2 separate regions of the Homo sapiens genome follow, and region 2 is linked to region 1. A link is a loop called in an ENCODE intact Hi-C map of the cell type or tissue named here. Cell type or tissue: ascending aorta. All regions are shown on one strand. Links, peaks and the distances in the headings refer to the core of each region. The heading gives the core; the rest is flanking DNA.

Region 1 (5,375 bases), core at 271-5,270:
ATCACCTTTCTTTCCAAGAGAGGTGAGGTGACCTGCCCAAAGTAATTAAGCAGTGGTACACTCAGACATTAGAATTTGGATCTGCCTCATTTTTAAACATTCTTTCATCAACAGAAAACTCAACACAGACATCCAGTGGGATGAATTTAGAAACAGAACCATATTTGAGAAATTAAGGGAGCCACTGACACAAATTCTGCTTTTAACTGTGCCTTTAGACCAGATGCCCTTTAAATAGGCCCTTGTGATCCCATAACTTTTTAATTACAATATCATGGACCTGCAGACAGGGTGTTACAAGTGAGAACTGTGCTTTCCAAGGGTTATGCAGGGCAAACCTTATCCAGGCCTGCCAGAAGCACATGGCATTTTCAAGGCCATTTACTAAGGAAAGACACACTCACACACATCGTGCCAAGGGCATTCTATGCCAGACCCCAGCCAGGACCTACTGTTAGGGCTCTTCAAGAGGATGAAGGCGAATCCTAGGCCTCTATTCCTGTGAAGGCCCAGCTCTTACTGGGAAGGGCAGGGAGGCCCCCAGATACTGTCTCCAGGGAACGGGACAGTTCACCAAGACCACACACACAGCCTGCTCTCACTGAAGGACAATGAGATGTGGAAAGGTTCACTTAAAAAAAAAAAAAAGCACATTAGGGTTTTTCTTAATGCACAGTACAATGAAGAAAACAGAAAACAGACCAGAACCCTATTGTCCAGATAACACCTACTGACCTTTGAAAAGAATAGAAGAAATAAAAGCACATGGTTAAAAAATTCCAAACAGTGCAAAAATAATACAAGATTACCTGTGGAGGTCACCAAGCACTTCCGGTTCCTTTCCATGAAAAATAAGTGCTTATTACTTTCTGGGATTCCTTCTCAAAAACTTCTTAATGATTGAACCAGCATTCACCAGCAAACATGCTCTTTTTAAATTAAGCCCTGAAGAATCAGAGTACATATAATGCTCTACACCTTTTTCCACTTAATTTATCTCAGAACAAAGATCTAACCTTTCAAAGAACAGCTGTTGTAGTGAGAATTCCACTCTTTGGAAATGTATAAATCAGACACAAATTCAAAATGCAGTATTTTTTGTGTCAGCCTTGTAATCCTTTAACAGTGAGTCCTATGGGAATTTAAAAATTATGATAGTATCAGCTAATATTTCATTGAGGCATTGTGCCATGTCTGGCCCTGGACTAACCCCTTTTCTTTACCTCTCACAACGACCTTAGAAGGAAGCTGAGTGTCCACAGTCGTGTAGCTGAGAGGCCTTAGGAAGGTAAATTCTCTTCACCAATGTGCAGAGCCAAGAGGTAGCACAGCCAAGATTTTAAGCCAGATCTGTCTGATTCTACTACCACCTACTACAAAGAGCTTTCTTGTCATAGGATAAAGGTGCTGGCTTCTCCACCAGAGGAAAGGAAGCCACTTAAAAACTTACAGAGAGGGTGATCACCAAAGGCCACCAGCTGGCCTCGGGAGAGTGCAGAATGCACTCCCAGAGCTAGGATGAAGAAGCGATGGGGGCCTGACCCCGCCCAGGCGGCCCTGGGCATCAGCATAGGCACCTCACTGGGTTCACAATGGCTCAGAACATGCTCACCTGCTTGAGCTCAGCCTCTTGAACGTCTGCTGCTAATAGCCGCTCTTCAAGCAAAGCACATGTCATGAGACCTATTCAAATACAACTGAGTGGGACCCTGAAACTGGGGCTGGCAATGGTGGGAGCACTAAGTCAGGCCCTCTTGCTGGGAGGTGATGTGAAGAGGGCCACTTCTCATCCCTGCTCTGCTGTCCCCTTAACCGGGGTCTTGAGCAGTGGAGGAGGAGCTCAGGCCCCTCCAGTCAAAGACAGTCCAGGCTGAGTCTAGACAACCCGACCATTCTCATCCCCACCCAGCCCGGCCAGCCTTTCACAGACAGGCACCGGGATCTGTGATGGCCAGCGGCAACAACAGGCGTGATTTCTCCTAGGACACATCACTTTTCACCAAGAAGCCCATCTTGAATAGCTGGGGGTGTGTTTACAGATCCAGGAAAGCTCAGAGCAAAAATACTTAGTTAAAAAGCAAGTTAAAAAATGCATCTTCAGGGCAACCCGCTTGGGTCCCTTTCCATGCTGTGGAAGCTTTGTTCTTTCACTCTTCACAATAAATCTTGCTGCTGCTCGCTTAAAAAAAAAAAAAAAAAAAAAACAATGCATCTTCAGTGAGTACAGTGGCTACCTCGTGTTCCTTTTTTATTTGATGGGAAATAAAGGGGAAGAGAGATTTACTTTGAGTCGGCAGGCCAGATCTGCAACAGGGACTGGAGAACTTTCCAGGCCCAGCAGCCCCGGCCTGGCCCGCATTCCTTCGGGGTGACAGCGCACCAGGGCCGGCCGGCGGTTTCCCCAGTCCTTCTGCCGCCGCCACACAGTGACTAAGCCCACAGGAATCCCAGCGGGTGCTGGACCCACCCGGAGGACAAGCAGGCCGAGAGGAAAGCCTGTGACTGCCCCGACCAGCAGAAGAAGACCTGCTCTCTGCCCTCCAGCCCCTGGGTATAATGCAGGAGAAGCTGGGGAGGCTGTCCAAGGCAGGAGCAGCCCCACCTGAGCTCAGGTGACAGCCCATCTCACTTGCAAGGCCTTGCAGAGACACCCAAGCCCCATACTCAGGACTGACTTTGCTGAGGAATCAGAGAGCAGAGTTTCAGGGTGCACCTTTATCTCCCTGAGAAAGACTCCCAGTAAAAGTCGGTTGTTTGCCCAAAGGAGGCAGAATTAAACTACGGGCAGGCAACCACAAGTTTGCTTTGACAAATAAAACAAGAAAAAAAAAATGTAAACCTACACTGGCCCAATCACTTTCCAAGAGCCTAATTCATGGTAAAACCAGCAGTCCAAGATCTGATTTTGATAAATCACTTCCTGACTCTTCATATATTTTACTCTCTGTACGACTGTTATTTTTATTTTGCAAAAGAATTAAAAGTTTACTGGAAACCACATACCTTTCTTCCTTTACGACAACCTGTCATTCATCACAGCTAAAACATCCACCCATTAAATGATATTTTTACAAGATTAAAGAATGGTTTTAAAAAGAAAGAAATCTCCTTAGTTAAAAATGAACCAAACAAAGGTACCTAATCACTGATCAGCATCAAAGTTTTGTTCCACACATGAAAATAATTCATCAGGCCAGGTGTGGCGGCTCACACCTAGAATCCCAGCACTTTGGGAGGCCAAGGTGGGTGGATCACCTGAGGTCAGGAGTTCGAGACCTGCCTGGCCAACATGGTGAAACCCCATCTCTACTAAAAATACAAAAAATTAGCCGGGCATGGTGACAGATGCCTGTAATCCCAGCTACTCAGGAGGCTGAGGCAGGAGAATTGCCTGAACCCGGGAGGCGGAAGTTGCAGTGAGCCAAGATCACACCATTGCACTCCAGCCGGGGTGACAAGAGCAAGACTCTATCTCAAAAAAAAAAAAAAAAAAAAAAAATCATCAATGTAAAAATGAATTCTGCCTAAGGAGGGGAATTTAAAAAGTCAGAGAAAAGCAAGGAATTAAAATTCAGAAACAAGCTGTTTTATAATTAAGCATCTGCAATTTAACTATACTATGTCACTCTGATTTTCATCTTTCCTTTCTCATAAGAGTCATAGATGTTCTCCGCTCATATAAAGGTGGTAGGAAGGGAGGGAGGGCGCCATGCTAATAGAACCCACATCATGTTTACTAAGAACTAGGCAGATGTGGACAAAAACTCCAAAGATTTAAAAGTTTCTTGACTAGAGCAAGACATCTTCAAGAACTCATCCAACATGGTGCCTAGCCTTCTTCAGAGCAAGACAAGCCACTAAGTCATCCCTGGGTGTGTGTTCAGCAGCAGCCCACTAGGAAGTATTAGGTGAGCTACGATGGGAGAGTAATGGGCAGGAAAATCATAGGAAAGCAGGTCTGGATTTGGGCTGGCTGCTTAGCTGCATGGCACCTTGCACAAGTTATAATCAGGTCTCTTGCCTCCATTTCCTCTTCCACAAAAAATGGAACAGTAATATCCATATCCACCCTACAGACTGTGCAAAGATTAAAGAATACTGGCGAGGTGCCTGGCACCTAGTCATTGTTCAGTGAATGCCAGTCATGATCACGAACACAGTCCTTGCTAAGAGGGTGATATGATTTGGCTGTGTCCCCGCCCAAATCTCAACTTGAATTGTGTCTCCCAGAATTTTCATGTGTTATGGGAAGGACCCAGGTGAGGTAATTGAATCATGAGGGCTGGTCTTTCCCGTGCTATTCTCATGATAGTGAATAAGTCTGACGAGATCTGATGGGTTTATCAGGGTTTCCACTTTTGCTTCTTCCACATTTTCTCTTGCTGCCACCATGTAAGAAGTACCTTTTGCCTCCTGCCATGATTCTGAGGCCTCCCCAGCCATGTGGAATTGTAAGTCCAATTAAAACCTCTTTTTCTTCACAGTCTTGGGTACGTCTTTATCAGCAGCATGAAAACAGACTAATACAGAGGGTAATCACCACAGGAATCCAGACGGGGAGTGGGGTCAGTTCACTGGTACAAGGATCTTGATCAAAGGAACTCATTTCCCACCTGATCCCTATTCACTCCAGGGTCCACATCTAGGAGTCCCAAAGACCGGCATGCATGGGTTGGGTCAACAGGCTGCCTGGAGGTTTACCTCATTCCAGGAGTTGGAGAAGCACTGTGGGAGGAACTGGGGTTCAAATCTGCAAACCTCCAAAACATAGGAGGGATCTTCTAAAAGTTTCTGAGAGTTCTAACCACAGATTAGGGGAAAAAAAAGATGCCCTTTCATCAACATGGGATGAAATGCTAGGATTTAGACATGGTTTTTTTGTGTGTTTTTGTTTTTGTTTTTTTCCAATTCAGAAAACACTAAATCATGTAAAAATCTTGGAAGAGGAGATACAGATTCTGACCTAATAAGATGCTACTGCTCTGATTCCACCATCAGAATACCTTTAGGTTGGCACCACTTGCAATGTATTAGTGCAGCAAACTGCACGAATCCCCTCATTAGATCCAGGGCCCCTGAGAGTAGAAAGGGGAGTGGGGCAGTAAATGGCCAGGGAACAGGAGACAGTGGGCTGGAGGGTGTCCCAGGTTCTAACCCCAGCTGGGCCTTCAGAGCCCTGGTGTGGTCTGGGCTAACCTCTCAATCCTTTTCCAAGTCTTAAGTTTCCTTCCAACTCACTGTGATTCTTCCAGAGAATTACACAGGGCAGGTGAAATTATTTCCTAGAAAATGCCCATGGAGTACAGAGGTTCTCACTGAACTTCTCTATTCCAGGGCCGATGCCTTTGTTTTAATGGCAGCGCATCATCGACTAA
Region 2 (5,375 bases), core at 243-5,242, 53 kb after region 1:
GTAGTCCCAGCTACTCAGGAGGCTGAGGTGGAGGATTACTTGAGCCTAGGAGCTGAAGGCTGCAGTGAGTCATGACCGCACCACTGCACTCCAGCCTGGGTAACGGAGCGAGACCCTGTCTCAGGAATGAAAAAAAAATTTTTTTTAATTGAAAAAAAATTTAAAAATATAAAATAAACAATGGGGAATAAAGATTCCTTCTACATTAGCAACAAAAAGCATTCATTAACCAGAAATAACCCAAAAGGAAAAGTATACAACCTCTATGACCTTCTGTGATTTCTTCATAGATAGATAATAGTTGAGTAAATGGAGAAACACGAAATGTCCTTGAATGAGTAATTCAAATATCTGGAAATGTTTTCTCCCAAACTGATTTATTAACAATCAAAACCTAATGAATTTGTGTTTTCTTTTTTGGAAGAGTAGCGGAGAAGAATTGCAAAAACAAAACAACATACACACACACAAAGTTCACCTGAAATAATGGTGCTTCAAATTTTTTTTTTTTTAACCTGAGTGGAGATTCTTCCTAGCAGATGTTAACATGTATAATGAAGCTACAGTGTTTAAGACAAAATGATTTTACCACAAACAAAAGGCAAATCAGTGGGAGAAGACAGCTTTAAAATAGAGTCTCGGCCAGGAGCGGTGGCTCACGCCTGTAATCCTAGCACTTTGGGAGGTCGAGGCAGGCGGATCGCAAGGTCAGGATTTCAAGACCAGCCTGGCCAACATAGTGAAACCCCATTTCTACTAAAAATACAAAAATTAGCCGGGCATGGTGGCACATGCCTGTAGTCCCAGCTACTCGAGAGGTTGAGGCAGAATTGCTTGAACCCGGGAGGTGGAGGTTGCAGGGAGCCGAGATGGCGCCACTGCACTCCAGCTTGGGCAACAGAGTGAGACTTTGTCTACAAAAAACACTAATAAAATAGAGTCTCTAGGCTGGGCGCAGTGGCTCACGTCTGTAATCCCAACACTTTGGGAAGGTGAGGTGGGCGGATCACCTGAGGCCGGGAGTTCAACACCAGCCAGGCCAACATGTGGAAACCCCATCTCTACTAAAAATACAATAAAAAAATAGCCAGGCGTGGTGGCGCACGCCTGTAATCCCAGCTACTTAAGAGGCTGAGGCAGTAGAATCACTTGGACTGGGGAGGGGGAGGCTGCTTTGAACAGAGATCACACCTCTGCACTCCAGCCTGAGCAACAGAGCGAGACTCTCTCAAAAAAAAAAAAAAAAAAAGAAAGAAAGAAAGAAAAAAAAGAAAAGATATTGTTACATAATCCAGTGAAGAAAAAAAACAGCACAATGTGGGGAAACTAAATCGTCAACAGGAGGAGGTATCTTACTTCACTTAACTACAAATACATTCTAGAAGTATTAAAGAATTAAAAGAAAAAGATAAACAAGGAATCAATATGCATGATTAACCGATTTTGACTTGAGTATAAACTTACTAGGCAAGGGAAGATCATAATGAAGAGACTGCTATTCTATATTAAATGATACAACTTTTTAAATGCTAAAATTGCAAAGCTCAATTTAGTGTTCAATTCTGGTGGAGTATGGATGACAGACACTGCTTCTGGAAGCTGAAACTAAGAATTTTCTGCAAAATATTTTGGCAATATTTATCTAGGATCATGCACACTTACACAATTCTTATTCCTTACTTTCCACTTTTAGGAATCTAGCCCAAAGAATTAATCAGAGTAGTGTATCAACAACAATACACAATAATTTTATCACATCATTTTTTAATGATCAAAATTATAAAATGGGCCAGGCACAGTGGCTCACACCTGTAATCCCAGCACTCTGGGAGACCAAGGTGGGCAGATCATTTGAGGTCAGGAGTTTGAGACCAGCCTGGCCAACATGGTGAAACCCCGTTTCTACTAAAAATACAAAAATTTGCCAGGCATGGTGGCATGCACTTGTAGTCCCAAATACTCGGGAGGCTGAGGCAGAATAATTGCTTTAACCTGGGAGGCAGAGGTTGAAGTGAGCTGAGATTGCACCACTGCAGTCCACTCCAGCCTGGGCAACAGAGCAAGACTTTGTCTCAAAAAAAAAAAAAAAAAAAAAAAATTGTAAAATACCTAAATTTAGCATTTATAGAATAATTTTAATTTTAATAATTTCATTAAAGACCTCATTCCAGGTGATAAAGATATAATGTTATGGGCAGAAATTCACAATATGTGTGTACATAGTATACTACTAATTTCATTTTTTTAAATATATAGATACACATATAAGTCTAGGGGGAAAATCTCAGGAAAACACAACAAAATATTAACAATGGTTACCTTGAGATTAAGGATAATTTTTATTTTCCTTTTATAGAGAGACAGAAAACTTATTTTCTAATTTTCTTCTCATAATCATCTATTACTATTATAATTTGAAAAAAGCAATACACATAATACTTGTAGTGTCTGGCGGCAGGCAAATGTGTCCCTAATCAAAGGTTCGCTGTTCGTCATAGCTGCACGTTATTTTTAAACAGGTCAAATATGTGAAGTCATTCTAGTGCTATGTGTACACGTGATTGCTGAATCAATGATAAGAGCCCTCTGAACGCGCTCTGTAGACCTCATATAAAGGAGGCAATGGACTCTTCTGGAAAAGAAGTAACTGGAAGGACGAGGAAGCCTAGGGTGATGATATTGACGGTGATCTTGGAACTCTAAGGACCTCCATTTCTTTAATATACATTTATAGAACATTCACCATGTGCAGGTAGCAGGCATTCAAGAGTGAACACAGTTCCTGCTTTCATGGAGCTAACAGTTTCTCCTCCAAAATCTTATGTAAAGCCATCATGACCACTGTAGTTTTTGCCTTTTGGGTATGTCTAACCGTGATGTGATAACAAATCCTGTTTCAATGCAACAATCAGATTTCCTGTATAGTAGTATTTTAAAATATGTCTGAAACCCACTCTCTCAAAAAGCTGAGACTTTATCGCTATGACTTTTAAAGACACAGATTCTCTAGAACCTATAGATAGCATTAACATTTCAACTATTCAGAGGCCACCACTCATTCACTCTGCCAATGAAACTTGTCGAAGTCCTTAAGACAGCTTCTCTAGACAAGAGAAACATGGCTGTACATTTTTTCCAAATCTTTTTCAGACAAACTACAACCACAGTGGAAAGTTCACTGGATGAGGAGAAAAAGGAACAGGGAAAAAGATGCTGGCCTCAGACATGCAAAATACAAAATACAGCGCCTGGCACAGACCTGGTGCTTATCAGGTATTTGCACAATAACTATTTTGCAGAATGAACAGCACGCTTAAAAAAGCAGATGCCCATCTGCTCATTCAGAGCACCCAGCTCCCAAGAGCACTACACCATCAGCAGAAATTGGAAACATTCCTTCACCACCAAAGGTGAGGCCAGCAGTGTCTGTGACTGCAAAACATGTACCCAGCATGGGGGGATCCAGTGGTCACCGCCCCATTCAAGGCAAGCACAGGTGTTTTCAAAAATGATCTGTAAGGCTACTAAGAGTTAAAGGTGTTTCTGCCTTAAAAGCAAATGAAACAACTAAAAAGTCACTGCCCAGGGATTTGAGTCTTTTCTTTCCACTTCTATTATTGAGAGAGCCTCCAGAAGACTACAGCTAAGAGGGCTGTTATTTTCCTACTAGAAGAGCAGCTGAGGAAAGGTAAAACAGAGCGAGAATGATCATCTATTTACTGTACAACCGCTAGTCCGCCACTAAGAGAAGTATGCAAACAAGAGCCTCCAGAAGATGGCTATTCCACCAGTACATCAATTAACCAAATAGTGTAATGATACACACAATGTCACTGACATGCCAGTACATCAATCAGCTACAGAGTATAAAACCATGTGTGGTCCAAAAGGACCCTACAATAATCCCCAAGAATGCTACGTGGCACAGTAGCTCATGTCTATCAGCCCAACTACTTGGGAGGTTGAGGCAAGAGGATCACTTGAGCCCAGGAGTTCAAGGTTACAGTGAGCCATGATCACACCACTGCACTCCAGCCAGGATAATAAAGACCTCATTTTTTTAAAAAAAAGTAAAATAAAATAAAAAGATGCTCCCATGTGACAGTCTTACAATGCAGGCTAGTGTCTCCAAAGAAGACTTACTGAGCTACACAGAGGAAGCTGGACATTAGGAATCCCACCCAGAAACATTTGTTAACCCTTACGAAATCACTGATTAAGTTTCACCAGATTCACTGCTTCAACTTTCCAGGTACCCGTATTTAGGGGGGAAAAATCCATTCACCCCAAATGAAATGATTACTGGACCAAAATTAGTTAACCCAATCAGAACTACTTGAGTGGCCAAGCCATTATCATCCTATAAAGCTGGAAAGGTTTTTGTATTTCTCAAAATCTTATGACTCTCATCACAAATGAGACCGGAAGAAATACAACGTTTAGCATGGAAGCATTTGAACTGTAGGCACTTTTGCTAACCTACACTTTTTTTTTTTTTTTTTTTTTGAGATGGAGTCTTGCTCTGTCACTCAGGCTGGAGTGCAATGGCGCCATCTTGTCTCGCTGCAACCTCTGCCTCCCAGGTTCAAGTGATTCTCCCACCTCAGCCTCCCGAGTAGCTGGGACTACAGGCGCACACCACCACACGCGGCTAATTTTTGTATTGTATTTTTCGTAGAGACGGGGTTTCGCCGTGCTCGCCAGGCTGGTCTCAAACTCCCGACCACAGGTGATCCGCCCGCCTCGGCCTCCCAAAGTGCTGGGATTACAGGCGTGAGCCATGGCACCCAGCCTTATCTACATTTTATTTCATGAAAAGAGTTGTGGGAAAATGTGAAGGCTGCCAGTCCATCATTTTCTTGGTTACTTTGGATCCTTCTCCTTTGTTGCAAGAATCATAAATATTCCCAATTCTTTTACAGGCAAAAATGAAACGTGTGCCCAAATATGTCCTTTAAAAATAAACATTAAACATTATGAGGGAAACAACTGGCATTGTGGAAAATGTCTGTGCACCCTGGCTAAGCAACTCACTATTGCTTGGATTATATTAATATACACACCATAAAGCTAAGGAAGAACTTAAATTTGAGCCTCTGCATTTCTGTGCTGAGTAAGCTGTAGTTCTTTCGACTTATCGCCTTCATACTTGCCTGTCCAAACAAAAAGATCTCAAGAATTCCACTGAAATAGTCCAAACAAGAGCCTAAACTTACAAAGCTGTTTTTCAGAGCTCAATAGTACAACAACAGGAAGTAGAACTTCTGGGATGGGGATTTTGCTATTTATTTTTTCTTTCAATGGCCACTTTTAAGCAAAAGAGAAAAAAGTCTACAGGCATTACAAATCCTGGAAGCTATGAATCAGGAAGTGGG

The links. Peaks named below come from ENCODE experiments on the same cell type or tissue, not always from the same donor. Only the 100,000 strongest peaks of a DNase experiment are listed, where the experiment ranks them.
Region 2: it touches region 1 in a loop (4-fold over the local background); 26 of 110 quality-filtered maps call a loop at or near these places.

Annotation. Positions count from the first base shown.
Region 1 is chr15:98,724,837-98,730,211 of GRCh38, reverse strand. The region is part of intron 2 of IGF1R (insulin like growth factor 1 receptor); the gene reads right to left. Among named protein-coding and RNA genes, the nearest start is that of MIR4714, 57 kb to the left of the region's middle. In ascending aorta, for the core only: no CTCF peak of the experiment used is centred there; a DNase peak (open chromatin) is centred at 2,421; H3K4me3 peaks cover 560 bases; H3K27ac peaks cover 3,093 bases.
Region 2 is chr15:98,671,701-98,677,075 of GRCh38, reverse strand. The region is part of intron 1 of IGF1R (insulin like growth factor 1 receptor); the gene reads right to left. Among named protein-coding and RNA genes, the nearest start is that of IRAIN, 24 kb to the right of the region's middle. In ascending aorta, for the core only: no CTCF peak of the experiment used is centred there; a DNase peak (open chromatin) is centred at 2,522; H3K4me3 peaks cover 672 bases; H3K27ac peaks cover 4,822 bases.